2 separate regions of the Homo sapiens genome follow, and region 2 is linked to region 1. The links are chromatin loops, found by intact Hi-C in ENCODE. Cell type or tissue: PC-3. All regions are shown on one strand. Links, peaks and the distances in the headings refer to the core of each region. The heading gives the core; the rest is flanking DNA.

What was found. Peaks named below come from ENCODE experiments on the same cell type or tissue, not always from the same donor. Only the 100,000 strongest peaks of a DNase experiment are listed, where the experiment ranks them.
Region 2: it touches region 1 in a loop (2.4-fold over the local background); 9 of 110 quality-filtered maps call a loop at or near these places.

The regions. Positions count from the first base shown.
Region 1 is chr12:98,754,667-98,757,579 of GRCh38, forward strand. The region is part of intron 25 of ANKS1B (ankyrin repeat and sterile alpha motif domain containing 1B); the gene reads right to left. Among named protein-coding and RNA genes, the nearest start is that of APAF1, 110 kb to the left of the region's middle. In PC-3, for the core only: a CTCF peak has its summit at 1,317; a DNase peak (open chromatin) is centred at 1,355; H3K27ac peaks cover 1,257 bases.
Region 2 is chr12:98,690,764-98,693,676 of GRCh38, forward strand. The region is part of intron 16 of APAF1 (apoptotic peptidase activating factor 1); the gene reads left to right. Among named protein-coding and RNA genes, the nearest start is that of APAF1, 47 kb to the left of the region's middle. In PC-3, for the core only: no CTCF peak of the experiment used is centred there; no DNase peak of the experiment used is centred there.

The DNA of each region.
Region 1 (2,913 bases), core at 1-2,500:
GAGATCTACTTAAAGCTCCAGGATCTTCAAAGGAAAGTAAAAAGACCTTCATTTGAGCAAGTGAGGTTTTTCACATGATTATGGGAAGCCTAAAGGTTTTGGGAGAGAATGTGTTAGAAGTCCTGCCCTTTCATTTTTAATTAGTTCCTGGTATTAGGAAACTGCTCAAATAAGACACACAGACCAGACTGTTGGATTAAGTTTTCCTGCCTAATGGCTTCTTCTGGTTCCGCTTACATTTTCCTTGACTTCTTGCTTTGGTTTTATTTTAGAATGCTTTGTCAAGTTTCTTTTGTGATTATGTATAGTACAGGATTGGACACTGTTACCTTTCCTCTCTTGTCTGCAGCCCTCCTGTTTGTGGTACTGATGCTGGATGCCAGGAGGGCCCATGGGCACCGAGACACACCTTCCAAGTGCTGTGTTGCCCATCCCGACACACCAGGGCCCTTTCGGGGAAACAGATGCTCATCCCATGGGACCTCAGGACACATGTGTGAATGGGGAAAGAACCCCCATTTTTTTGTAGGTTCAATTCTCCTGCCTCTCCTATTAACATCCCTACCATCTGAAACGGGAGGAGAGTTGCTATCATGTACGAGGAGACTCTACCGGGATGAGGTTGAAAATTATATTGTAACATCAGAAGGCTTAGGTGAGAAGCCCATCTTGCAAACCTCAATGATGCTGGCTGGCTCTGAAGAGCCCATGGTGACACCCAGAAAATCTGAAAGCCCAACTGTCTCTGCCTTCAACATATTATCCCTGCAACTGTGGGGAGGCCAACGCCTGGTACTGGGTCTGGCACATTCCAGGTGCAGAAGAAATGCTTGCTTGCTTGCTGAATGAATGAATGAATATCCACAGGACTAACTGGAGTAATCGTAACATTTCTAGTTAATACTCAGTCTAGCTACCATTAAGGGAGAACTTAATAGGTGTGAGAGATGTGCCAAGCATTATCTTTGTTTCATTTAAGTCTTACCAAATCACATGCAGTAGCATATTATCCTCATTTTATAGATGAGGCAGTGGAGGCTCAGAGGGGTGAAATAACTTTCCAGACATCACAGAGACAGAAAGTTACAGAACTTGACATGACCCAATATCTGTGCTCAAAATCCCCCACTCTTGGCCCAACCCATGTGTCTACCCAGCTTGTCTCTAAGATGACTGCCATCAACTCTCCCCTCCCGTGCACACCATGGTGTTCCCCTGTTGAGAAGTCGAATCTGCTCTTTGAATCTGGACTGGTTTTACTGACTTGCTTGACCCATAGGATATAGCAGAAGCAACATGCTGAATTTGTGAGGTTGAATCATGAGGAGTCTTGCAGTTTCCTCCTGGGCCTCTAGGAACATTACTCTGGGGGAATTAGTCATGTAAAAAGTCTCACCATCCTGGCTGGATGCGGTGACTCACGCCTGTAATTCCAGCACTTTGGGAGGCTGATATTGTTTAGCTGTGTCCCCACCCAAATCTCATCTTGAATTCTAGCTCCCATAATTCCCACGTGTTGTGAGAGGGACCTGGTGGGAGGTAATTGAATCATGGGGGTGGGTCTTTCCCATGCTGTTCTTGTGATAGTGAATAAGTCTCACAAGATCTGATAGTTTTATAAATGGGAGTTCCCCTGTACATGCTCTCTTGCCTACTGCCACATAAGATGTGCCTTTGCTTCTTCTTTGTCTTCTGCCATAGGCCTCCCCAGCCATGTGGAACTGTGAGTCCATTAAACCTCTTTCCTTTATAAATTACCCAGTCTCGGGTATGTCTTTATTAGCAGTATTAGAACAGACTAATATAGAGGCTGAGGTGGGTGGATCACTTGAGGTCAGGAGTTCAAGACCAGTCTGGCCATTAGTGAAACCCCATCCCTACTAAAAATACAAAAAAAAAAAAAAAAAAAATTAGCCAGGCTTTGTGGCAGGCACCTGTAATCCCAGCTACTTGGGAGGCTGAGGCAGGAGAATTGCTTGAACCTGGGAGGCAGAGGTTGCAGTGAACCGAGGTTGTGTGACTGCACTCCAGCCTGGGTGACAGAGCGAGACTCCATCTATCTTTTTTTTTTTTTTTTTGAGATGGAGTCTTGCCCTTGTTGCCCAGGCTGGAGTACAATGGCGCGATCTTGGCTCACTGCAACCTGTGCCTCCTGGCTTCAAGGGATTCTCCTGCCTCAGCCTCCCGAGTGGCTGGGATTACAGGCGCCCACCACCACGCCTGGCTACTTTTTTGTATTTTTAGTAAAGACAAGATTTCACCATGTTGGCCAGGCTGGTCTTGAACTCCTGTCCTCAGGTGATCCATCCGCCTCGGCCTCCCAAAGTGCTGGGATTACAGGCATGAGCCACCGCACCCAGCTGAGACTCAATCTTAAAAAAAAAAGGAAAAAAAAAAAAGTTCTTGCTATCCTGAGATCATCATGCTATGAGAATGCCTGAGCTAGCCACAAGGAGAGGCTGCCTGGACAGGAACAACGGTTTCAGCCAGGCCAGCCCAGGCTCAAGATTTGGGAGTGAAGGGGTCTCAAAGACATTGGAGCTCCAGCAGACATCGCTTGGAGAAGACTCAAGACCCAGACAGATGGCTCCAGTCGGGCTGCCCCAGCATCTCCAGCCATTGCAGGCACTCTGGCTGAGGCCCCAGATGTTGTTGAGCAGGACTGCCACGCCCAGCCCAGATCCCTGACTTACAGAATTGTGAACATAATAAATGGATGTTGTTTTATATTTTGGGGTGGTTTATTACGCAGCAAGAGATAACTGGAACACCATGCGATGCTGCAGAAGGCTGGTTGGACCCTCATTCAGACAACAGGAAGATGACCCATGAGCCCAGGAGCTGTGATGAATGCTGCTTAGCCAGGAGGCCAATCCTGGAGCCACCCGGTCCCCTGGCTGCCCTGGCTGTGGG
Region 2 (2,913 bases), core at 316-2,815, 64 kb before region 1:
GCCCCTAACCCTTTTATTTTATGGCAATAATGTTACCTCATACCCATTCAAAGGATTAAAACCATCCACCAAGAGTCCCCTATCATAAGCCCCCTCAGAAATTGCTGTAAAAAGCCTCTGCTCCATTTTTTCTCATAACAGTGTCCAAAAAGTCCTGTACTTGGGCCAGACATGGTGGCTCATGCCTGTAATCCCAGCACTTTGGGAGGCCGAGGTGGGCGGATCATGAGGTCAGGAGTTCGAGACCAGCCTGGCCAACATGGTGAAACCCCGTCTCTACTAAAAATACAAAAATTAGCTGGGCGTGGTGGCGCATGCCTGTAATCCCAACTACTCAGGAGGCTGAGGCAGGAGAATTGCTTGAACCCGGGAGGCGGAAGTTGCAGTAAGCTGAGATTGCGCCACTGCACTCAAGCCTGGGGGAAGAGCGAGACTCCGTCTTGAAAAAAAAAGAAAAAATCCTGTACTTGTACCTACTGTTCCTCCCTTTCCTTCTTTTCCTGGCACCTTGTTTCATTAGTTGTTTCCTCTCTATGTTGCTTCTTCAGATTTTTCTTCTTTTTTGAATTATTTTCCACAGCTTACAAATGTTCTTGGGCCTTCCTGAGCCTTATAAAGCCAAAAAGTGAAAAACCTTTGATTCTTCCTTGATTGTATTGTTCTTTAAAATTGTCATTCTGTTTTTCTCTTTCCCTTCATGACTGGGCTTCTTAAGTCATCTATACTTGCCTCTGTTTCCTGACTACCTACTCCCTGCTTAACCATTTTTTAGCCTGGTTTCATCTTCCCTGTATTCCCTTGAAGAATGTAAAAATCCAGTTTTATTTTCAGTTTCAATTTTTTTTGTAGTCTAAGGCCCTCTGGATTAGTGTGAAATCTGATATTTTTCTTTATCTGATTCTCATTATTTTTGTTGTATTACTATTGGTCAAACCCCCAATGACCACCTAGTTTTTTTGTTTTTTTGTGTTTTTTTTGAAACTCTCCTCATTTTACATCAATGTTTTATTCTTTCTCCTCTTAGCTCTCTGATCCCTTCATTAACTATTTTCCCTGACCATTAAAATGTAGCTATTCCTGCAGCATCTAACCTTGGCTACCACCTCTATCACCGCTCTTCCATCCCAGTTCATTCAGTCTCATGGCTTCAACTCATCTTTTTTCAGGTATGTCATCTGCAACCTTCATTTTATGAGCTGTGTTCTTCATTCCTAACTTCCTGCTAGTTGTTGTCACTTAAGTAACATACCATGCCTCAAAGTTATTGCACTCCAAACTGAGTTAATTATTCTCTTCTCAAACATGACCTACTTTTTATGTTTCATTATTATTTTTTTTAGACAGAGTCTCGCTCTGTTGCTGAGGCTGGAGTGCAGTGGCGCGATCTCGGCTCACTGCAAGCTCCGCCTCCTGGGTTCATGCCATTCTCCTGCCTCAGCCTCCCTAGTAGCTGGGAGTACAGGCGCCCGCTGCCATGCCCGGCTAATTTTTTGTATTTTTGAGTAGAGACGGGGTTTCACCACATTAGCCAGAATGGTCTTGATCTCCTGACCTCGTGATCCGCCTGCCTCGGCCTCCCAAAGTGCTGGGATTACAGGCGTGAGCCACTGCACCCAGCCTATGTTTCATGATTTAAAAAAAAAAATTTCAACTTTTATTTAGATTCAGGGGTACATGTGCAGGTTTGTTATGTGAGTATATTGCATGATGCTGATGCCGAGGTTTGGGTACAACTGGTCCTGTCATCCAGATAGCATAGTACCCAATAGGTGCCTCATTCCCCCCTCCCCAACTCTAGTAGTCCCCAGCATTTATTGTTCTTATCTTTATGTCTTTGTGTACCCAATGTTTAGCTCTGGCTTATAAGTGAGAACTTGTGGTATTTGGTTTTCTGTTCCTGCATTAATTTGCTTAGGATAATGGCCTCCAGCTGCATTCATGTTGCTGGAAAGGACATGATTTTATTCTTTTTTATGGCTGTGTTGTATCCCATGGTGTATATGTACCATATTTCCTTTAACCTTCCGTTGATGGGCACCTAGGTTGGTTTGTGTCTTTGCTGTTACGAATAGTGCTGCAGTGAATATACAAGTGCATGTGTCTTTTTGGTAGAATGATTTGTTTTCCTTTGGGTGTATACCCAGTAATGGGATTGCTGGGTTGAATGGTAGTTCTGTTTTAAGTTATTTGAGAAATCTCCAAACTGCTTTACAAAGTCACCGAACAAATTTACATTCCCACCAGCAGTGTATAAGCGTTCCCTTTTCTCTGCAGCCTCCCTGGCATCTTTTATTTTTTGACTAAAAAAAAAAAACAACACATATATAAAAATTATATAGCAGTGTTTTGTAGTTCTCCTTGTAGAGATCTTTGACTTCTTTGGTTAGATGTATTCCTGGGTATTTTATTTTTTTGTGTGTGGCTACTGTAAATGGGATTGTGTTCTTGATTTGGCTCTCAGCTTTAATGTTATTGATGTACAGAAATGCTGCTGATTTTTTTTTTTCTTAAATAGAAAAAAGGTCTTACTACGTTGGCCAGGCTGGTCTCAAACTCCTGGCCTCAAGTGATCCTTTGGCCTCAGCCTCCCAAAGTGCTGGGCTTACAAGCATGAACCACTGTGCCTGGCTAACTGATTTTTGTACATTGATTTTGATTAGAACAGTGTTCAGGGTTTACATCATTGTAACTAATCACAATTGAGCCGTATCGTGTGAATTTTTTTCCTCTCTCATTAGCTTTCTGTTTTCCCTGGGGTTGATAAGTTTGTTTTTTCATTTGTTTAGTTTTTATATGTGCTTATCTTCAAACTCTCTCTTGTTAATTTGCTCCTTAAATGATTCAAACTTACCAGGCATTTTATAAGTCTTTTCTTGGAAACAACATTTTTGGAAGGTTCTATCTTGCTCCATT